Regions from separate parts of the Homo sapiens genome. Here region 1 is linked to region 2. Evidence: read pairs that join two places in POLR2A ChIA-PET (ENCODE). Cell type or tissue: Panc1. All regions are shown on one strand. Links, peaks and the distances in the headings refer to the core of each region. The heading gives the core; the rest is flanking DNA.

Region 1 (11,502 bases), core at 3,116-8,115, 94 kb before region 2:
CGTTAAATGTGGAAGTGCTGGCTTTCACAGCCGTGGCTGAGACTCCACTCGTTGCTCTTCCAGCCAGTGGAGCAGAGTCTCTGCCATGGCACTAGCTAATGAGATTTCTAAGATTTTCATCCATCTTATTTCCTGAGGGAGCTCTGTAGTGGTCCCATGTATGCTCAAACTCCCAGTAAGGTTGGGGAAGACATAGAGGGGAAAAATCAGATTTTTTTTTTTTTTTTTTTTGAGACAGAGTCTCACTCTTTTGCCCAGGCTGGAGTGCAGTGGCGCTATCTCGGCTCACTGCAAGCTCCACCTCCTGGGTTCACGCCATTCTCCTGCCTCAGCCTCCCGCGTAGCTGGGACTACAGGCGACCGCCACCATGCCCGGCTGATTTTTTTTCTTCATATTTTTTAGTAGAGACGGGGTTTCACCGTGTTAGCCAGGATGGTCTCGATCTCCTGACCTCGTGATCTGCCCGCCTCGGCCTCCCAAAGTGCTGGGATTACAGGCGTGAGCCACCACGCCCGGCCGAAAAATCAGATTCTTAACGTGCAATCTGCTGAGCTGTTGCTGACTTGCTGGAATTTTGTCCTTATGAATGGATTTTAAAGACAGTCAGCGTCATTCACGTATTCCCACAGCACACTCATTTGAACGATTTCATCTTATTTGGAGCACAGGGCAAAGGGGTGGCAGGCAGACTGTTGAGGTTTGAATCCCACCTGCCCCTCGTAACCTTTGCCTCATCTGTAAGATGGTCATGATGGAAGTCCCTACTTGGCAGGGCATGGTGGTTTGCACCTGTAACCCCAGCATTTTGGGAGGCCAAGGCAGGAGGATCACTTGAGGCCAGGAGTTTGAGGTTTTGTGAGACCTCATCTCTACAAAAAAAAATTTTTAAGTAAAAAATTAGCCGGTTGTGGTGGCACACAGCTGTAGTCCCAGCTACTCAAGAGGCTGAGGTGGGAAGATTGCTTGTGCCCAGGAATTTAAGGGCTGCAGTGAGCTATGATTGTACCACCACACTCCAGCCTGGGTGGCAAAGACCCTGTCTCAAAAAAGAGAAGAGAAATTTATTTAAAAAGGAAAAGAAGCCCCTACTTGATACAGTTGTTAGAACACACCAGTTAACACACGCCAGTGTGTAGCCCTGAATCTGGCGCATCAGGAGAGCTCATCAGTGTTGACCTTATGTTTAATACCGTCATCACCGTATTATCCCTCTCCACTGCCCCGCCCACATGTGAGAACAAATATGTTAGATCCCAGTCCACCCCAGACATGCATCTGTTCACAGTCTGGGGAAGACAGAAGATGCTCAGAGGCTTAAAAATCCAGTGGGCTAAGTCCCATATCAAGGGTGCATGTACATCCCCGGGAGCTCAGCAGAGGGAGGAAAGGGGGAATTCTGCCTGGCTTTAGTGGGACAGACAGCATGGGGGGACAATCGGAGGGAGGCGAGGACAAGGCGCTCTGAATCAGTGAACCCCTGAAATAACTCCTGCAAAGGTCACCAGTGCCCTTCATACCTATAACTGCCACCATACGTGACTCTTTGAGCAGCGTCCACTCCTGTTGACAGTTGGTCCTCCCCAACCACACCTGCGCTCCAGCCTCCCTGCTGGGCCTGCTGTATCTCATGTCCTGGCTCCCATCACCCACCTGCCCACTTGGATGTACAGCCTCTCCGAGCTCGGAGGCAGACCCTCTTCTCTCTGCTCTCTCTGTTCCTTCTGTCCTCACCTAAGACTGCACAGTAGAATCAGCTGCCGAGCTTTTAAGAGGCACTCAGGCCTGCGCCCCACCCCAACCAGCTAATTCAGAATCTCTGGGAGTGGGGTGTGGACAGATACCTATATATTTTTTTTTATTTTTTATTTTTGTGAGACAGAGTCTTGCTCTGTCTCCCAGGCTGGAGTGCAGTGGTGCGATCTCGGCTTACTGCAACCTCCACCTCCTGGGTTCAAGCGATTCTCCTGCCTCAGCCTCCCAAGTAGCTGGGACCACAGGCACGCGCCACTATACCTGGTTAATTTTTTTTTTTTTTTTGTATTTTTAGTAGAGATGGGGTTTTACCATGTTGGCCAGGCTGGTCTTGAACTCCTGACCTCAAGTGATCTGCCTGCCTTGGCCTCCCAAAGTGCTGGGATTACAGGCACGAGCTACCATGCCTGGCCCAGACACCTATATTTTTATAAAGCTCCTCTGTACCTCTATTGTATGCTGGCAGGAAGACCAGTCCCCCGAGCATCCCCATCTGGCCTTGGATACTGGCTGTTCCCAGCTTCCCTGCTCATCCACGGCAGGTACCCTCTCTTCTTGCAGATCCTGGTTTAGACACCACCCTTCAAGGAGTCTTCCTGACCCCCTCCCAACTATAGTGATCTTCAGTCCTATCTATCTATCTATCTATCTATCTATCTATTTTTGAGACAGGGTCTTGCTCTGTCACCCAGGCTGGAGTGCAGTGGCGTGATCACAGCTCACTGCAGCCTTGACCTCCTGGGCTCAAGCGATCCTCCCACCTCAGCCTCCCATAGTGCTGTGATTACACACATGAGCCACTGCACCCAGCCATTTTATGACCTTTACAATGCTGGCCACCCTTGGAAATTCTATTTTATTTCTCTGGCGTTTCTCTACTGGAGGTCCATTCATGAGAGCAGGGGCACAGTCTGTCCTGCTCAGAGATTTTCTTTAGCACCCACAGCAGTGGCGTGTAGTAGAAATAGATTGAGTAAATGAATGGATTTCGAGTGTTTGGTGCTTGTAGAATGAATGAATGAGTTATACATGACTGGGAAATGGTGAATAAATGAATATGTTTTTAGGGCTTTGTTGGCTGGAAGAACTTTTTTGAGGGATTTATAAGAACATGGTAGGTGTTTGTTGTGTGAGTGAATGGATGAATGGATGCATTTTAAGGACTAACTAGTTCTTCCTGGATAAACAAATGACTTGTACGTGCCCAGAAACTGCTGAGTCACTGGATGCATGCCTGGAGGAGTCCTCATTCCACCTGGGCCTTAGAGAGGAACCCTCGGACTTGATGCCACATCCCTGAGCCCTCCAGAGTGCTTGAGCCCCACTTAGCCTCCATGGCCGTGACTAGATCATGTTTCCCTGAAAGGGAGATGCTTGGAGCACATCAGGGCAGCCCTGAACACCCAGGGGGTCCCTCTACCTCTAAGCAAAGGCCTGTGAAAGGACAGCCCATCCCACCCCTACAAGCTATCTCCAAGCATTGCTTTCAGCTTCTTGGGCGTGCTGCTTCCCAGGGAAGGGCACACTCGGGCACCAAGCAGGCCCTGCTTGCCTTGGGTCACAGACCCCAACTGAGCCAGTGCTCCCTGGTCCTGAGTGAGGTTGTCATCCATCCAGTCATTTAATAGTTATGTTGTTTTATCTATCTATCTATCTATCTATCTATCTATCTATCTATCTATCTATCTATCTATCTATCTATCTGCCTGCCTACCCTACCTACCTGCCTACCTATCTATGTAGTGACAGAGTCTCACTTTATTGCCCAGGCGGGAGTACAGTGGCGTGATCTCGGCTCACTGCCACCTCCCTCTCCCAGGTTCAAGCAATTCTGTTGCCTCAGCCTCCCAAGTAGCTGGGACCACAGGCATGCACCACCATGCCTCGCTAATTTTTTCATATTTTTAGTGGACACGGGGTTTTACCTTGTTGGCCAGGCTGATCTCGAACCTCTGACCTCAGTTGATTCGCCCACCTCGGCCTCCCAAAGTGCTGGGATTACAGGCATGAGCCACTGTGCCCAATCAGATATTTATTTAGAAAAGAATTTTTTTAGAGACAGGGTCTCACTGTGCAACCAGGCTGGAGTGCGTGGTTCAACCCTGTCTCCTTCCTTTGTGATCAGCAGGGTCCCAGGTAAGGGCTGCTTTGTCTGCTGGGAGTGAAGTTGGCATGAGCAGGGCTCTCAGCCAGCCTGTGATGGACAGGAAATGTGAGCAAGAACCAAGCCTCAGTTGTGAAAGCCCCTGAGCATCTGGGGTCATTTGTTACTGCAGCATAGCTTAGCTCATCCCGCCTGTCCCAAGAAGGAACACATTTTGTGGATGGGGAGTGATCAAGAGTTCAGGTTGGGAATGTTCAGTTGCAGTGCATGTGAGATGTGTAAGTGGTGATGTCAAGTAATCAGGTGGGTAGGGGGGTTTGGAACTCAGAAGAGCAGTGGGAGCTGGAGATGTTTTCCGCATTGGCGACACACGTTTAAATGAGAATCACAGAGGTCCAGGCGCTGCCTGTGATTGCAAGGAAGGCTGGTGCTTGAACTCAGGACTGTCTGACTTGAGGTAAGAAGGGGCTGGGGTTGAGTCCCCACTGTGTCAACTCATAGCCATGTGGCTATGAGTTACTTCCTCTGTCTGCTCCTCACTTTCCTCATCTGTAAAATGGAGGTAATAATGATACCCACCTCATGGGGTTGTTGAAAGGGTTAACACATAGCAATTGACAGGTGTGAAGTGCTCTGGAAAGGACCTGGACCATAGAAGGATTCTATTCATGGTAGTTGCTGTCGTAGATACTGGCTTTTGTGTATGTTTTCATTGTTGTTTTGTTTTATAACTAAAATGTCCAGTGGTGGGAAATGGAATAGGGCTGACTTTGTGTCCAACTTGATGCAGAGACTCAAATGATGACTACAGCCCCAGATTCTAACTCCCAGTCCCCTTCACAGATAGTTCTTCTCCCATGGTTACGAGACAGCTGCAGCGACTCCATCCCTCACATCTTCTCAGACTTAGGGTTAAAGGGAAAAGCGCAGCCTTCAGCTCCAGCACTCCTGGTAAAGACATCACGGTCTCACTGGTTCTGATCAGGCCACATGGGTTGCTCCAGAGCTGGGGAAGGAGCCCCACCTCTAGCCCATTGGGTGGCCATTGGAGAGGGGAGGCTCCCAAAGGGAAGTCGGGACTGTTGGAAAAAGGAGTCCTGGCGACAGGGAAAGTAAACCACAACTGTCCACATTGGAGGGCTCTTGTGTTTCCCTATGCTGTGTCCTGTGAGCTTCTGGCAGACATTGCAGCCCTCACAGAGTTGGGCCTTTTGGAGCCAAGACACCAAGGCTGTGGGGCTTGCTTGCTTGTCGCAGGGGCAATCTGGGAGCATTTACACCCACAGATACATCACTGGTTGCCTGCTCTTCTAACAGACCCTGATGCGTCCCCACTGGCCCAGAGGCAATCAGGATGGCTACAGATGCTGGCTCTCCCAGCTTCCCTTGCAACCGGAGTGGCCGTGTATCCACATTCTAGCCAGTGGGACATAAAAGAAAGGATTGCAGCAAGGGGAATGTTCTGGGAAAGATTCTCCTTCCTGATTAGGGTCAGACCGGTGCCCTCACCATTCCTATCTTTCCCCTTTGCCCATGATTCAGTGGGAAGTGTGGCTGTGGCCACCAGCTTGTGACCGTGACGCAGCAAGCCAGAAGACTTGCTCAATCCTGCAGCACAGGAGGGAGGCAGAGGGAATGGGGGGACATGCTTCACATCGCTCTCCAGCTTTCCCACCAGGCCTGGAGCCGCCATATCTGGCCTCCTGGTGACATGAGATGACTAAATGTCTTCACCGTGCAAAGCACCGTTGGATAGTCTTCCGTTACTCGCAGCCAAACACATCCCAACTGACTGTCTCCCACTGCCACTCACTCCTCATTTTGCTGCTGTCTCCCAGGCTGCCCTAGTTTTCCCCATATACAGTTCCCCAGCTGCCCTCCTTCACACAGCACCGTGTGTCACTCGGGGTCCTCTGATGCCAGCAGCAGAAGCCACGCTTGGCAGTCTGTGGCCGAATCACAATTCACTGAGGATGTACAGAATGAACACGAGGCCAGAGGAGCAATCTTAGAAAACAGGGAGGGAGCCAAGGAAGCCCTGGAGGGAAGAAACCAGGGGTCCCCAGCAAAAGTCACTGCACAGGAGAAGCCAGGTCCACTGTGCCTGCCCCTGCAAGGACACTTTCCAGCCTCACATGCTCTTAGAAACCTCGCACGGAGTCCTAGGAGAGGACCCTGGGCCGACCAAGCCCACGTCCTGTGCCCACTCCAACTGTGCTTCTGTGGGGGGAAAGGGGAAGCACTTCTGCCAAAGATACACAACAGAACTGTAGTAAGAGCAGGTGGTATTATACCCATTTTACAGATTGAAACTGAGTCACTATTTCCATAACCCGTCCATGACACACGAGGATTGAGCCCAGGAGGCAGTCTGGTTCCTGCCTATGCTGTGCTTCTCTCATCACGGGGGTTCCCCATCGGGAAGGTCCAAGTGCTTTTAGGGAGGAGGAGCTCGGTAGAAGACAGCTGGAAAGAGACCAGTGTGCACCCTCTGAGTCCCAGAGGCTGCGGGTGCCACTCAGCCTCTGAATGTCACAGGAAGACTCGACTGCAGCTGCTAGGAGAAGGGATTTGTTCAGAGAGACGAAGGCCTGCAAGAACATCTGTGTGTGTGCACAGAAGGGAGCAGAATGGATTGAGGGTTTCTGACTGAGCTGGAAACAAATGCCATCAGCAAAGCCCATCTGTCGGGAGGTGCTTGCATAAGCAAGTCAGGGTCGCATCTGGGCCACTGGTTTTCCCAACCCAGCCTTAAGTGTGGCCTCAAAGGACTAATCCTCCCTCCGCACTCTGCACTCTGAAGGCAGAGCCACAACACAGGCTGGGCTGCTGAGGACAGGCAGCGCCCTCAGGCGGGCCATCATCCCAGCTTGACCTGGGATCTGGTGCCCAGCACAGCGGACTGTGGGGCAGGGTTCAGGCTCTCAAGCAAACAGTCTTGCCATTCTGTAACTGACAGTTTAGAGTGGAGACAATAAACACCATAGATAAAATAATTGCACTTTTCTCTGGCAAACCAGCAACCCCTGCTGAAGTGTGACCCACACATACTTATTTTGTTTACCCTCATTGTGTGTGTGTATGTGGTGTTTTGTTGTTGTTGTTGTTTGATTTTTGAGATAGAGTCTTGCTCTATCACTTGGGCTGGAGTGCAGTGGCACAATCACAGCCCACTGCAGCCTTGGCCTCCCAAATAGCTGGAACTACAGGCATACGCCACCACGCCTGGCTAAGTTTTAAAATTTTTTGTAGAGATGGGGTTTCACTGTAATGCCCAGGCTGGTGTCAAACTCCTGGGCTCAAACAGTCCTCCCTCCTCAGCCTCCCAAAGTACGGGTATTACAGGCATGAGCCACTGTGCCCGGCTTCATTGAGGTTTTTATTGTTAATGTTCTTAGGAAGTGCATTTTACCCTTGAACAACATGGGTTGGAACTGCGTGGATCTATGTATACATGAATTTTTTTCAATAAATATATTGGAAAATTTTTTAGAAATTTGCAACTATTTACTGGGCGTGGTGGCTCACGCCTATAATCCTAGCACTTTGGGAGGCCGAGGTAGGCAGATCACCTGAGGTTGGGAGTTCGAGACCAGCCTGCCCAACACGGAGAAAACCCGTCTCTACAAAAGACACAAAATTAGCTGGGCGTGGTGGCACATGCCTGTAATCCCAGCTACTCAGGAGGCTGAGGCAGGAGAATCGCTTGAACCCGGGAGGCGGAGGTTGCAGTGAGCTGAGATGGCGCCACTGCACTCCAGCCTGGGTGACAGAGTGATGCTCCGTCTCAGAAAAAAAAAGAGATTTGCAACTATTTGAAAAGAACTTGCAGGGGTGGGTGCGGTGGTTCACGCCTGTAATCCCAGCACTTTGGGAGGCCGAGGCTGGCGGATCCCTCGAGGCCAGGAGTTTGAGCTAGGCTTGCCAACATGGTAAAACCCTGTCTCTACTAAAAATACAAAAATTGGCCAGGCATGGTGGTGTGCACCTGTAATCCCAGCTACTCAGGAGGCTGAGGCAGGAGAATCACTTGATCCTGGGAAGCAGAGATTGCAGTGAGCCGAGATTGTGCCACTGTACTCCAGCCTGGGTGACAGAGCAACACTCTGTCTCAAAGAAAAAAAAAACAGAAAAGAAAAGATCTTGCAGGTGAACCACATAGCCTAAAAATATTTTTTAAAAAATAAAATGTTAAGGCCGGGCACGGTGGCTCACGCCTGTAACCCCAGCACTTTGGGAAGCCGAGGTAGGCGGATCACAAGGTCAGGAGATCAAGACCATCCTAACATGGTGAAACCCCGTCTCTACTGAAAATACAAAAAATATTAGCTGGCCGTGGTGGCGGGCGCGTGTAGTCTCAGCCACTCCAGAGGCTGAGGCAGGAGAATGGCGTAACCTGGGAGGCGGAGATTGCAGTGAGCTGAGATCGCACCACTGCACTCCAGCCTAGGCGACAGAGCAAGGCTCTGTCTCAAAAAATAATAATAATAATAAATAAGTAAATACATAAATAAATAAAAATAAAATGTTAGGTATGTCATGAATACATAAAATATATGTACATTAGTCTATTTTTCTATTTTATCATTTGCTACCATAAAATATACACAAATGCATTCTAAAAAGTTAAAATTTATCAAAACTTACACACACACAAACACACTGCCAAGCCAAGAGAAATGTAAACAAACATAAACATGCAGAATTAAATCATAACTGCATGAAATTAACTGCAGTACACACTGCACTACCGTCATAGTTTCGCGACCACCTCCTGTTGCTACTGCGGTGAGCTCAAGTGTTGTGAGTATCCATTTGAAACACCGTGTGACACTCATCATCTCCGCATGAGCAGTTTGTCTCTCCAGCAAATTGCACATCGCAGTAAAAAATGATCCCTAGAGGTTCTCACCTAGTTTTCATCGTGTTTAGTGCAATACTGTAAGCCCTGAATAACCTCAGGGGACCCGTACAAAGTGCCACTAGTGATGCTGGAAGTTGTCCCAAGAAGCAGAGAAAAGTCATAACATTACAAGAAAATATGCAATTGCTTGATATGTGCCATCGATGGAGATCTGCAGCTGCAGTTGCCCGCCATTTCCAGATAAATGAATCCAGTGTGAGGACCATCGTAAAAAATGAAAAGGAAATTCATGAAGCTGTCACTGCCTGTATGCCAGCAGGCACAAAAACCTTGCACTGTTTACAAAATATATTTTTATCTCGTGTTGCAAATGCAGCTTCTATGTGGGTACAGGATTGCTATAAGGCATACCTATAGATTGTAATTTGCTTCGAGAAAAAGTGAAGTCATTACATGGCAACCTAAAGCAAAAGGAAGAAGGAGGATCTCAAGCTGGGGAATTTAATGCCAGCAAAGGATGGTTTGATAATTTTAGAAAGAGTATGGCTTAAAAAATGTCAAGATGGCAGGAGAAGCAGCTTCTGCCAACCAGAGGCAGCAGATGAGTTCCCAGATGCCAGTGAGAAAGTCATTGAGGAGGCTGGGTACGGTGCCTCACACCTGTAATCCCAGTACATTGGGAGGCTGAGGTGGGAAGATCACTTGAGCCCAGGAGTTTGATACCAGCCTGGGCAACATACTAAGACCCCACCTCTACCAAAAATTTAAAAATTAGCTGGGCATGGTGACGTGCATCTGTAGTCCTAGCTACTCAGAAGGCTGAGGCAGGAAGATCACTTGAGCCCTGGAGTTTGAGGCTATAGTGAGCTATGATTGTACCACTGCACTCCAGCCTTGACAACAGAGAAAGACCCTGTCTCTAAAAAAAATAATAATAAAAATGAATAAGAAAAAGAAGTAAGCCTGTTCATAAGTGCTAAGGAGAAAAATGGAGCAGAGGAAGGGCCTGGGAGTGGTGGGGATAGACACACAGAGGCAAGCACTATTAGTTTTTTGAAAATTCTTCCGATCATCTCTGCATGATAGTTTGTTGTTGTTTCTGTTGTTTTTTCTTTTTTCTTTTTCTTTTTCTTTTTTTTTTTTTTTTTTTTTTTTTTTGAGATGGAGTCTCACTCTGTTGCCTAGGCTGGAGTGCAGTGGAGCAATCTCGGCTCACTGCATCCTCCACCTCCCAGGTTCAAGCAATCCTCCTGCCTCAGCCTCCCACGTAGCTGGGACTACAGGTGTGCGCCACCGCACCCAGCTAACGTTTCTATTTTTAGTAGAGACGGGGTTTCACCATGTTAGCCAGGCTGGTCTCGAACTCCTGACCTCAGGCAATCCACTTACCTCGGCCTCCCAAAGTGCTGGGGTTATAGGCATGAGCCACTGCGCCTGGCCAATATTTTTGCTTTTCCAATTGGGAAATGTTACATGCAACTCTAGATTTCTGATTTCTGTTGGAAAATCAGATGATCTGACATCCATACTCCCGCAAGCCTTGATTGTCAGAAGATGCCCTGCCATCCAGGTCAGTGCAGGCTCCTCTTGGCCTCTCTCCTGTCTCCCTTAGGCAACTCGACCCTGAGGGCTTTCCAGCTTCCTCTCTCTTCTGTAGCCCATCCCTGTGCTGCCTCCCGGCAACATCTTCAGGATCGTTTGTGTTCTCGTGGGGCACCAGGAAGAGGGGCTCCCCCTTGCTCCCCACTCTCCACCTGCCCTCTTCTGGTGCTCACTTTTTCAGAGGCTTCAGGCTCCCCTTGCTATTTGCTCCTTGAATCTGCTTTGAGCTTCCCTTGTGATCTCTGCCAGTGCGCTCCATAACTGGGCATAAATTAGGAAAAGCCCCCCTACACATGCGCATACATGCACACACACACACACACACACACACACACACAGGCACACAGACATGCACACACACACACAGGCACACAGACATGCACACACACACAGACGCACACAGACACGCACACACACAGACACGCACACAGACATACACAGAGACACGCACACACACACAGACACACACACACAGACACATACACGCAGAAGAGGCCTGCTACTTTCTCACACAGGAAGCTCCAATAGCCATTGATCAAGAACGGCTGCATCCAGCTCTAGATTCCCAGGGAAAGAAAAGTTAGAGGTCACCTTGAACCAAGTGCGTGGCCCAAAGCAGCACTCCACTGCCCTGAGCAAAATCAGTTCCGTTGGCAGGAGGGAGCGGGCACGGCTGCTGGGCAGTCAACAGCTTCCATCACAGACGGCGACCCACTTTCCCCTTCCTCTCCAGCAGGATTTTCATCTTCTAGAAGTTCAAGGTGGAGACAAAGGGAAGTGACCCCGCAGGGTGTTTTATATGCTGGACAGAAGCACAGACTCCCTTCCCCAGGGGCCTGCAAATCAGGAGGTACTTACACCTCCAATTAGGCAGAGGCCATCTGTTCACTCATATGTATAATACTAAACGAACGTCCTGGACGTTCTAGATGGCTCACGCCTGTAATCCCAGCACTTTGGGAGGCCAAGGCAGGCGGATCATGAGGTCAGGAGATCGAGACCATCCTGGCTAACACGGTGAAACCCTGTCTCTACTAAAAATACAAAAAAATTAGCCAGGTATGGTGGCAGGCACCTGTAGTCCCAGCTACTCAGGAGGCTGAGGCAGGAGAATGGCGTGAACCCAGGAGGCGGAGCTTGCAGTGAGCCGAGATCGCGCCACTGTACTCCAGCCTGGGC
Region 2 (11,502 bases), core at 3,910-8,909:
AAAATTAAGTTGTAGGACAGTGTTTATTATTATTCCATTTTTGTTTTTTAAAAAAGTTGTGGGCCGGGCACGGTGGCTCACATCTGTAATCCCAGCACTTTGGGAGGCTGAGATGGGTGGATCACGAGGTCAGGAGTTCGAGACCAGCCTGGCCAAGATGGTGAAACCCCGTCTCTACTAAAAATACAAAAATTAGCCGGGCGTGGTGGCCAGTGCCTGTAATCCCAGCTACTCAGGAGGCTGAGGCAGGAGAATCACTTGACCTGGGAGGCAGAGGTTGCAGTGAGCTGAGATCACACCACTGCGCTCTAGCCTGGGTGACAGAGCAAGACTCCGTCTCAAAAAAAAAAAAAAAAAAAAACTATGTACATACAACCAACAAAGGATTGCTACCTTGCATATGTAAAGAACTCTACTAACCAATAAGATAAAAGATAGTTTGGGCCGGGTGCGGTAGCTCACACCTGTAATCCCAGCACTTTGGGAGGCCGAGGCAGGTGGATCACGAGGTCAGGAGTTCGAGACCAGCCTGGCCAATATGGTGAAACCCTGTCTCCACTAAAAATACAAAACAATTAGCTGGGCATGGTGGTGCCACACCTGTAATCCCAGCTGCTTGAGAGGCTGAGACAGGAGAATCACTTGAACCCTGGGCAGTGGAGGGTGCAGTGAGCTGAGATCATACCACTGCACTCCAGCCTGAGCGACAGAGCGAGACCCCATCTCAAAAAAGACAGTCAAGCTCATAGATAAATGGGTAAAGGAGGCTAGGCATGGTGGCTCACGCCTATCATCCCAGCACTTTGGGAAGCTGAGGCAGGAGGATCACTTGAGGCCAGGAGTTCAAGACCACCCTGGATGCTGTAGCAAGACCTCAAAAAAAAAAAAAAAATTAGCCAAGCATGGTGATGCACACCTGTAGTCCTAGCTACTTGGGAGGCTGAGGCGGGAGGATGGCTTCAACCCAGGAGTTCAAGGTTACAGTGAGCTATGATCATTCCATTGCACTTTAGCCTGGGTGACAGGGAGAGAGGGAAATGGGATATTGCACGGCTTCAGTGAGGCCCTCAGAACGGTGTCTGGCACATAGTATGTGCTGAGATGTATTCTCTGTTACTGAGTGTTGCACTCCAAGGTGTAAATTGATGGGGTCATGCCGTGGGTGAGCAGACAGTCTGGCAAAGGGTCCAGATTCTTCAGGCCCTGGCCTGAGTCACTCCTAACCACTGGTGTGTCTCCTGTTTTCCTACAGAGCCTTTGTGGCATGTGCCTGCCCAGGCCAGGCTCTCAGCCATAGCCGGAAGCAGCGGGAACAAGCACCCGTCCAGGCAGGATGCAGCAGGCAAAGATTCCCCCAACAGGCATTCCAAAGTGAGTCTGGGCCCCACCCTGCCCTACCGGGGGAGCCAGGCCTGCCTGGGTGTGGCCTCTGAGCTTCACACTTGAGCACATCCTCAACCTCTGCCACCTTCCACTCAGCAGAGGGGTTGAATACTTGGTCTGAGTTGGAACCAACCAGGTTCACATTCTGGCTCCAGCCCTCATCAGCCAGGTCATCTAGGGCAAATCCCTTTACCTCCTCGAGCCGCAGTTTCCTCATTGTTCCATCAGTCATGGTAAATCAGCTGCTGTAACAGACAGCCCCGAATCTCAGTGACTTCATACAGTGGAAGTGGATTTCCCTCTCCTGTAACAGCGCAGTGCAGGTATTCAGTGAGCATCTACCCGCCATTCACGTGGTGATTCAGAGCCCAGGCTCCCTCCCTCTTGTGGCTCTGCTGTCCCTCAGAGGTTCCAAGCCCTCTGCTGGGTCCCTGCGTCTTTCCAGCAGTGGAGGTGAGTGGGAGAAAAGATCACATGGGAGGTGTTTTTTAGCCCAGGCCTGGAAATGGCATGAATCGCTTCCATTCCATCACGTGGCCACACCTAGCTGCAAGGGAGGCTGGGAAATGTAGTCTTGCATGGCCCAGGAAGGCTGGGGATGTAGTCCTGTGTGTCCAGGAGGAGGAGATGGTTTGCAGGGGCTCTTGGCAATCTCTTTGTATCCATTCGTTCAGTGGGTGTTTGACAAGCGCTTACAACACTCCAGGCATTGGGACCATGATGATGAAGAGGACAGACCAGCCCTGTCCTCAGGAAGCTGACTTCCCATTTGGGGCAGCAAGCAGTAAGCAGATAAACAGATCTGTTGTATAAGAAAAAGTGCGGGCTGGGCGCGGTGGCTCACGCCTATAATCCCAGTGCTTTAGGAGGCCAAGGCGGACGGATCACCTGCAGTCAGGAGTTCGAGACCAGCCTGGGCAACCTAGTAAAACCCCGTCTCTACTAAAAATACAAAAATTAGCCAGGCGTGGTGGCAGGAACCTATAATCCCAGCTCCTTGGGAGGCTGAGGCACAAGAATTGCTTGAACCCAGGAGGCAGAGGCTGCAGTAAGCCAAGATTGCACCACTGCACTCCAGCCTGAGCGACAGAGTGAGACTCTATCTCAAAAAAAAAAAAAAAAAAAAAACAGTCCAGGGGAGAGAGTGACAAGCACTGCAGCTCAAGGATGATGTGGTCAGAGAGGGCCTTTGAGGGGGTGACCTTTGAGCGGAAACCTTGAGTGAAGGAAGGGGGAGGCCCACGAAGATCTCTCAGGGAAGAGTATTGCAGGCAGAGGGAGCAGCAGGCGCAGAGGCCCTGACGGGGAGTGCCCAGTATGTTCCGAGAATAGCAAGGGGGCCACCATGGCCACAGCAACGTGATCGGGAGGGAGGGGAGATGAAGTTGGAGACCGGGACCCAAGCATCAAAGCCCCATGGGCCATGCTGGGAACTCTCACTTGTGCCTGGAGTAAGATGGAGCCACAGGTGGGGGTCATCATCTAACTCAGGTGTTCTCAGCCTTCTGCTGGCTGCGTGTGGGGAATAAACAGGGGGATGAGGGTGCAGAGAGACCAGGGAGGAGGCTGCTGCACTGGCCCCAGGGGGAGGACAGGACAGGCATGGACAGGACCACGCGGAGCCGTGGAGCAGGAAGTGACAGGTCCCGGATCTGTGTTGAGGACGCGGGCAGCAGGGTTTGCTAGTGGGCTGGACATGAGTGAGAGCAAAAGCGGGGTCAAGGTGAGTCCACGGCTCTTGGCAGGGGCAGCTGAAAGCATGGCCGGCGTCATTGAGATGAGGAAGACGCTGCCGAACTCAGTCTTAGATTCGCTGAGTCTGAGATGTGGGAAGCATGTTCTGTGCCTGATGTCATTTGTTCCTCTGAGCAGCCCCATGAGGCAGGCTTACTATCACCCTCCATTTTACAGATGTGGAAACTGAGGCTGAGGGAAGGTAAATCACTTGCCCAAGGTAACACGGCCAGTAGATGAGAAGCCAGGATTTGAAGCTGTCTGGTCCCAGGGTTCAGGCCCAGGCAGAGGGAGGACCCGGCAAGGGAAGATGCGCCCCTGCCCTGGAGTCTGGGAATGACACGCTTCTCTTGCCTCTCAGGGAGAACCTCAATACTCAAGTCATTCCAGCAGCAACACCCTCTCCAGCAACGCATCCAGCAGCCACAGCGACGACCGCTGGTTCGACCCCCTGGACCCCCTGGAGCCAGAGCAAGACCCCCTCTCCAAGGGTGGCTCTAGTGACAGCGGCATCGACACCACCCTCTACACCTCCAGCCCTAGCTGCATGTCCCTGGCCAAGGCTCCACGGCCCGCCAAGCCACACAAGCCCCCTGGAAGTATGGGCCTTTGTGGCGGGGGTCGCGAGGCCGCTGGGAGGTCCCACCACGCAGACAGGCGGCGGGAGGTCTCCCCTGCCCCCGCAGTTGCCGGCCAAAGCAAGGGCTACCGACCGAAGCTGTACTCCTCCGGCTCCAGCACCCCCACGGGACTGGCGGGGGGCAGCCGAGACCCACCGAGGCAGCCCAGGTAAGCTGTTGCACCTAGTCTGGGTTCTAACCACCTTCCACTTCGCCAGTTCTACTTTTACGGTCCTGATGGTGGGGTTCTCCTCCCCAGAAACACACTCACGGATGAATGCGCCTAGTCATTGGTTTGCTGACAGAATTGAGGAGCTCGTGGATCTCTGCCTTATTGCCCATCCATCAGCATTCAGGGACCCCAGGTGGAGGGAAAGAAACCCCTGGCCTTCTGTCTCTGTTTTCATCTGTCTCTGGTTCTCTCTGACCCTCTGTCTCTTTTTTCTTTGCTCTCTGCTGATACCAAAAGTTTTTATGCTTTCTAAAGGGTCACAGACTGTATCTGATAGAGTGTATTTGGCTGGAGGCAATAGGAAACCTGACCCTCTGTGGCTTAAACAAATAGAGGTGTAACAAACAGTCCCCTAACATGAAGTCCAGAGAAGGCAGAGCCAGGCTAGTGCTGTGGCTTGTGGAGAGCCTCAAGGATTGGCACTCTGTGTCTCCCTGCTCGGCATCTTTACCATGCTGGCTCATGTCTCACTTGCCTTGAGATGGAGCTGTGCTGCCTGGTGAGTGGCAGTTGGGGACAGAGAAGAGGGGAAAGTTGGAAGCCTCTGAGCACCTTTCCCTTCCTATGGAGAAAGCAAACACTTTCCCAGAACCCCTTTCAGCAGCTGGCATCACGGGGCCATCCCAGCTACAAGGAGGTCTGGAAAGTTGTAGTTTGGTCTTCCAGGCTCTACCGTATACGGCGATGGTCCCCACAGAAGCCCTCAAAGGCTTGTTCAGCCCAGCTGCTGGCCCCCACCCAGAGTTTCTGATTCAATAGGTCGGAGCGGGAGACCTGAGAACGTGCATTGGTGTTTTTTTGTTTGTTTTTTAGACGGAGTTTCGTTCTATTCACCAGGCCGGAGTGCAGTGGTGCGGTCTCAGGCTCACTGCACCCTCTACCTCCCAGGTTCAAGTGATTCTCCTGCCTCGGCCTCCCGAGTAGCTGAGATTACAGGTGCCCACCACCATGCCCAACTAATTTTTGTATTTTTAGTAGAGACAGGGTTTCACCATGTCGGCCAGGCTGGTCTCAAACTCCTGACCTAAAGGGATCCTCCCACCTCAGCCTCCCAAATTGCTGGGATCACAGGTGTGAGCCACCATGCCCGGCTGAGAATATGCATTAAGTTCTCAGTAAATGCTGATGCTGCTGGTCCCAGGACCACACTTTGAGAGCCACTGGTAGAGAGGCAGACGGGAGTAAGAGAGAAAGAGTAGGCATTGGCTGGAAACGGTGGCTCATACCTGTAATCCCAGCACTTTGGGAGGCCAAGGCGGGTGGATCATGAGGTCAGGAGATCCAGACTGTCCTGGCCAACATGGTGAAACCCCGTCTCTACTTAAATACAAAAAAAAATTAGCCAGGCATGGTAGTGGGCGCCTGTAGTCCCAGCTACTTGGGAGGCTGAGGCAGGAGAATCGCTTGAACCCAGGAGGCAGAGGTTGCAGTGAGCCGAGATCGTGCCACTGCACTCCACCCAGGCGACAGAGCAAGACTCTGTCTCAAAAAAAAAAAAAAGAAAAGAAAAGAAAAGCAGGAATTGGCGAGCCAGCAGCCTAGAGTCCCGACCACACACACTGACGTTCGGATGGAGGCAATGAGCCACCTTCCAGAAAAGGGCACAGAGATGGAAAGAGTATTCTACACAGACACAGAGCTCAGCCTCATCCTTGGACCCCCTTAGGGTTCTGTGACCCCAGCAGGGCTTGCTGTGCTGTAGTGTCCAGTGCCAGCCCCTGAGTCCACAGCCCCACATCCCTTCCTGACCATGCCTGGGGTGGGCTAGCCTGAGTCCCCGATAGCCATCAGGGCTCAGAACCTGGTTGGCGCAGGGATCTTCCTCTCCTGTGGCGCCCTAAAGCCTTTTCCAGTCCTCAAACCCCAGCCTCTCTCCACACAGGACACCCACACTCAGGCAGCCAACTCAGACTTCTGACCACAGTCCACAGTAGAATTGTGTCCATCTATACAGAAATATCTATGTTAAAAAAAAAAAAAGGTGGCTTTGAGCAGTGGCTCACGCCTGTAATCCCAGCACTTTGGGAGGCCAAGGCAAGCGGATCACAAGGTCAAGAGCTCGAGACCGTCCTGGCCAACATGGTGAAACCCCATCTCTACTGAAAATACAAAAATTAGCTGGGCGTGGTGGTGGGCACCTGTAGTCCCAGATACTCGGGAGGCTGAGGCAGGAGAATCGCTTGAATCTGGGAGGCAGAGGTTGCAGTGAGCCAAGATCATGCCACTGCACTCCAGCCTGGCAACAGAGCGAGATTCCATCTCAAAAAAAAAAAAAAAAAGGTGAAGCAGTGGTTTCCAAAATAATTCTTAACCTGTGTGTGATATACTTTGATCCAGTCTACTCTATTTAAAAACTTTTAATGCTGATCAATCCCCACTCAGATGATTTCATGGCTTACAGTGTTCTCTGACAGATATTTGAAAACCACTGTGTTTGAGTGATTGTAGTGTCAGCACTTCCCCGGGCACACTGTGATCCAAGGGTCTCCTTGAGTCAAAGAGCCAGGAGAAGGGCTGAAGGAGGAAAGAGGAGACAGACAGAGAGAGACACTGTCTGAGTGTTTTAGACCTCTCAGTTCATCTCCCTAGACAAGTGGCTGTTTGTTTTTTAGAAACAGGGTCCTGCTCTATTGCCCAGGCTGGGGTGCAGTAGTACGACCATAGCTCACGATAGCCTCGAACTCCTCAGCTCAAGTGTTCCTCCCACCTCAGCCCCCTAAGTAGCTGAGACTACAGGTGTGTGCCCCCATGCCCAGCTAATTTTTTAAGTTTGTTAGTAGAGAAGGGGTCTCACTGTGTTGCCAAGGTTGGTCTCGAACTCCTGGGCTCAAGCGATGCTCCCATCTCGGCCTCTCAAAATGCTGGGATTACAGGCATGAGCTACCACACCTGGTGACGAGTACCTCTTAATCTTTTGAACATGTGGACTCTTTTGAATGGCTCTTTCATTCATTTATTCATTCACTCCATTCATAAGTATTTCTTAGGGATTTGCTCGGTCCCAGACACTGTGCTGGGAGCTGAGAGAAATCAGGAGCACATTTGGATGAGGCCTCCCCACCGCCCACTGTCAAATGAGGGAAGCAGATGAGAATCAGATAATCACTGAGACAAATGAATACGTGTGCGCTCCCAGGCCGGGCACGGTGGCTCACGCCTATAAACCCAGCACTTTGGGAGGCCGAGGTGGGCGGATCACCTGAGGTCAGGAGTTCGAGACCAGCCTGGCCCACATGATGAAACTCCGTCTCTACTAAAAATACAAAAATTAGCCAGGCATGGTGGTGGGCGCCTGTAATCCCAGCTACTCGGGAGGCTGAGGCAGGAGAATCCCTTGAACCTGGGAGGTGGAGGGTACAGTGAGCCAAGACTGCACCACTACACTCCAGCCTGGGGAATAGAATGAGACTCCATCTTAAAAAACAAAAACAAAAACAAAACAAAACAAAAATACATTGCACTCCAGCCTGGGTGACGGAGTGAAACTCTGTCTCAAAAAAATAAAAAATAAAAATAAAACACTGTGGAAAAAAAAACAAAAACCTGTGCCACGAAGAGGGACATGAAGCCAAGAGAGTCTATACCAGGGGCCTCAGGTCTCGATTGCAGTAGCCCCCATTCCAGGCATGGGACCACCACCTTAGCGAACCCGAACAACTGGGAGGATTTGAAATCCGAGACATAAAGACAGCCAGGCCTGGAGTAGACTGTGGCTGAGATGGGAGGGTGGGTATGAAATAACCCTGTGTCTAAGGAAAGGATCTGCTGAACCCAGAAATGAAGGCAATGAAATGGGAGAGGAGCCCGCTGCAGAAGAGGGCCCTGCGGTTGGGAGCTTTAATTTGCATACAGACAATTGATGCTAATTGCAAATCATTCTTATCTGCTCATTAAAGCTGCTTCCTGAAGTTTTCTCCTAGGCAACCAGGCTTGAGTGTGGCACAGCATTTCCCAAAATGGGGTGCTTGAGGTGATTTGGGTGGTGCGGGGAGGAAAATGTTTTATTTTAAATGGATATATGCTTGCTTTCATGAGTATTAGGAAAAAGAGTTTGCAACTCACCCCCTGATTTTACAGATACCACCTTGGACAAGTTAAGGAGAAAATAAAATGAGTTGATTTAAAAAAACATATCCAGGCCCGGCGCAGTGGCTCACGCCTGTAATCCCAACACTCTGGGAGGCCAAGGCAGGTGGATCACTTGAGGCCAGGAGTTCGAGACCAGCCTGACCAACACGGTGAAACCCCATCTCTACTGAAAATACAAAAATTAGCCAGGCGTGGTGGTGCACGCCTGTGGTCCCAGCTATTCTGGAGGCTGAGGCGGGAGAATCGCTTGAGTCTGGGAGGCAGAGGTTGCAGTGAGCCGAGATCACGCCATTGCACTTCAGCCTTGGCAACAGAGTGAGACTCAGTCTCAAAAAAAAAAAAATCCATGTGGATAAGAGTGTGGCCTTTAGTGTCAGCCCACCTGCATTCAATCCCTCCCTCAGCGACTTCTTGGCTGTGTACCCCCAGGCAAGTAACTGAACCTCTCTGGGCCTCAGTTTCCTCATCTGTGAAACTAGGGATAAACCACATACCTACATCATAGGGATGTGGTAAAGATTGAATGTACCCTTAGAACAGTGCTTTGACTTGAAGACTGCCTGTCAGAATCATGGGGTATGAGGGTGTATTTGAAAAACACACAGAAATGAGGCCTTGCCTCAAATTCACGAAATCAGAATATCCCCCCTGGTCCAAGACCTGTTACAGGCAGTGCTGGGGACACAGCGGTGACTGGGGGAGCCCCAGTCCTGCCTGACTGACGCATTCCCAGACAGAGACAGCCCAGAGGGGTCAGGTCAAGATGGGCGAGGCCCAGGCAGAGGGGTCAGGGTCAGGGTGGGGGGCCCAGGCTAAGGGGTCAGGGCTGGGATACAAGGCAGCTGCGAAGAGGGGTCAGGGTAAGATGAGGGGCCCAGGTAGAGGGGCCAGGGTGAGATGAGGGGCCCAGGTAGAGGGGCCAGGGTAAGATGAGGGGCCCAGGTAGAGGGGCCAGGGTGGGCTGGAGGGGGGCCAGGCAGAGGGGTTGGGGCCATGATGGAGGGGTACAGGGATGTGAGAGCCCAAAGGGGGCCCCCCTAACCCAGTTGTGAGAGGGGCCAGCCCAGTTGTGGGAGGGGCTTTCCTGGAGAAAGAGTCTGAGCTAGCCAGGGAAGTCAGGAGGGAAAAGCAGTCCAGACAGAGAATGAGACGGACTCCCACTGTCCATCTCACCCCACCTCACTCCATTGGCCTCCCACAGTCTTCCCATTTCAGTAGGCACAAGTTCCCTGGATGGTCACAGAGCCACCTGCTTGGGGCCAGACCTTGGTTCAAGTGGCCACACGTGCCTCTGCCTCCCATGGCGGCCACACTGCACTGTGCACCGGGCAGCCCAGCAGCCCCCCTCATGTGCTGTCGTCAGAACGTGCCCCTGGGCTGGAGTGACAGCCTGCTCCCCAGCCTCTGCTCCTGGAAGGCAGGCACCTTTGAACAGGCCCAGCATGAGCACTCATTGACTGCCCTATGTCTACCTCCACAGCACTCTGTGGCATAGAACTTGGTATTTATTCACACAGCGAGCGCCTGCTGTGCACCGGGGCCTCTGCAGGGAGCTGGAACAGGCAGACCAGATCCCCACCGTCCTGGTACGGACGGAGGCCCATGGGAAACAGCTAGTGAATAATGCCAAAAGTCATGAATGAATTGTGCCAGGGGACAGCCTGCAGAGACGGGTGGGGTCTGAGGGTGGATGGGATGCAGAGCTGGAGGAGGTGTCTAATCTAGCCTAGGGCCAGCGATAATGTTCCTGAACGAGGGTCACATCTGCCAAGGATGAGGGGGACAGGGAGGAGGGAGCGGGTGAAGGAGGAGAGGGGTTCAGTGGGGCTGGAGAGACATTCATCTGGGATGCAGTTATACAGGTATTTGCTCTGTTTTTGAAATTGTGTGTATATATGCAACATATATATAGACACACACACTTTCTGGGCCTCAATATATGTTGTGAACCTCAGTATGTATATATACAACTATGTATATATACACACATATGTTTTTTTTTAAGTCTGTTGAATTTCTCATTCAGAAGAATGTATATATGACTATTTACCATTAACAAAAAAACAGAAGGGAAAGATGAGGCGTGGAGAAAGTATGTCTATGAATTAGAGTTGCGTGTGCAAAGTCCCTGTGGTAGGGAGGAGGGTGGTATCGTCAGGCCACTGAACACAGGCCCTTGGGCTCAAGTATAGAAATTGTGGCTGGGCACAGTGGCTCATGCCTGTAATCCCAGCACTTTGGGAGGCCAAGGCAGGAGCATCACTTGAGGCCAGGAGTTTGAGACCAGCCTGGGCAACATAGACCCATCTCTATCCCCCTACCAAAACTTTTTTTTTTTTTTTTTTTTTTTTGAGATGGAGTTTCGCTCTTGTTGCCCAGGCTGCAGTGCAATGGCACAGTCTCAGCTCACTGCAACCTCTGCCTCCCAGGTTCAAGCGATTCTCCTGCCTCAGCCTCCCGAGTAGCTGGGATTACAGGCACCTGCCACCACGCCCGGCTAATTTTTGTATTTATAGTAGAGACAGGGTTTCACCATGTTGGCCAGGCTGGTCTCGAACTCCTGACCTCGGGTGACCCACCCACCTTGGCCTCCCAAAGTGCTGAGATTACAGGCATGAGCCACCATGCCTGGCCAAAAATTTTTTTAAATTAGCTGGGTATGGCAGTAGGCTCCTGCAGTCCCAGCTACTCAAGAGGCTGAGGTGAGAGGATCACTTGAGCCTGGAAGTTCGAGACAGCAGTGTGCTGTGATTGCACCACTGCACTCCATCCTGGGTAACTGATTGACACCCTGTTGATCAATCAATCACTCCATCCTGGGTGACAGAGCAAGGCCCTGGAGGTAGGTAGGTAGGTAGGCAGGTAGGGCAGCCAATGGGAGGTTGGGGAAATCAGCAGTGGCCAGAACATTCAGGGCCCTACCAGCTCCATTATGGAGTTTGGATCTCATCTTAAGAGCAGCCAGGGTAATGCGGGTGGATTTGTGTTCCAAAATATGGTGCTGGCAGCGAGACAGGAGGCAAAGTCTCTGAGGGGGCTGAGGCTTGGATCTGCATGGGAGGACGTGGGCCTGAGCTGGAGGACAAAGCAACTGTGGATGTGGCAGCAGGCGGCATTGCCAGGAAGTAAGCTGGGAGGGAGATGCAGGCCCAGGGCAGAGCCAGCAAGCCATGTGAGAGTCCAGGGTGGCTGCCACGTGTCTGGAGGCTGCCGTGGCCTGGGAGCACCTGAGGTGCTTGTGAGAAGAGGAGGCAGAGTGGGGCAGCCAGCGGGGACTGATTCTTCCAGTCACTGACCTTTGCAGCCCCTACTCTGTGCCAGGTGTCGCAGCATCCTTCCCTTATGGAGCTGTCATTCTCCTGGAGACAGGACAAGACAGACAGACAGCCGAACCACCGTGGAGTGTGCCAGGAGGTGATAAGTGCTGGGGAGGAAAGGCAAAAA

Evidence for each region. ChIA-PET counts read pairs that join two places held together with the same protein. Peaks named below come from ENCODE experiments on the same cell type or tissue, not always from the same donor. Only the 100,000 strongest peaks of a DNase experiment are listed, where the experiment ranks them.
Region 1: POLR2A ChIA-PET joins it to region 2 with 5 read pairs; 2 of 35 experiments call an interaction of 5 or more read pairs at or near these places.

Annotation. Positions count from the first base shown.
Region 1 is chr19:38,067,810-38,079,311 of GRCh38, forward strand. The region is part of intron 2 of SIPA1L3 (signal induced proliferation associated 1 like 3); the gene reads left to right. Among named protein-coding and RNA genes, the nearest start is that of SNORD152, 90 kb to the right of the region's middle. RefSeq lists enhancers at 2,676-3,177, 3,178-3,677, 6,626-7,125. In Panc1, for the core only: no CTCF peak of the experiment used is centred there; no DNase peak of the experiment used is centred there; H3K27ac peaks cover 1,134 bases.
Region 2 is chr19:38,161,001-38,172,502 of GRCh38, forward strand. It overlaps SIPA1L3 (signal induced proliferation associated 1 like 3), which reads left to right. Exons shown (of 22, transcript NM_015073.3): 14 at 1,253-1,371; 15 at 3,479-3,906. SNORD152 (small nucleolar RNA, C/D box 152) reads left to right here and starts at 2,096; the gene lies at 2,096-2,149. RefSeq lists a silencer at 5,298-5,500 and an enhancer at 9,440-10,001. In Panc1, for the core only: no CTCF peak of the experiment used is centred there; no DNase peak of the experiment used is centred there.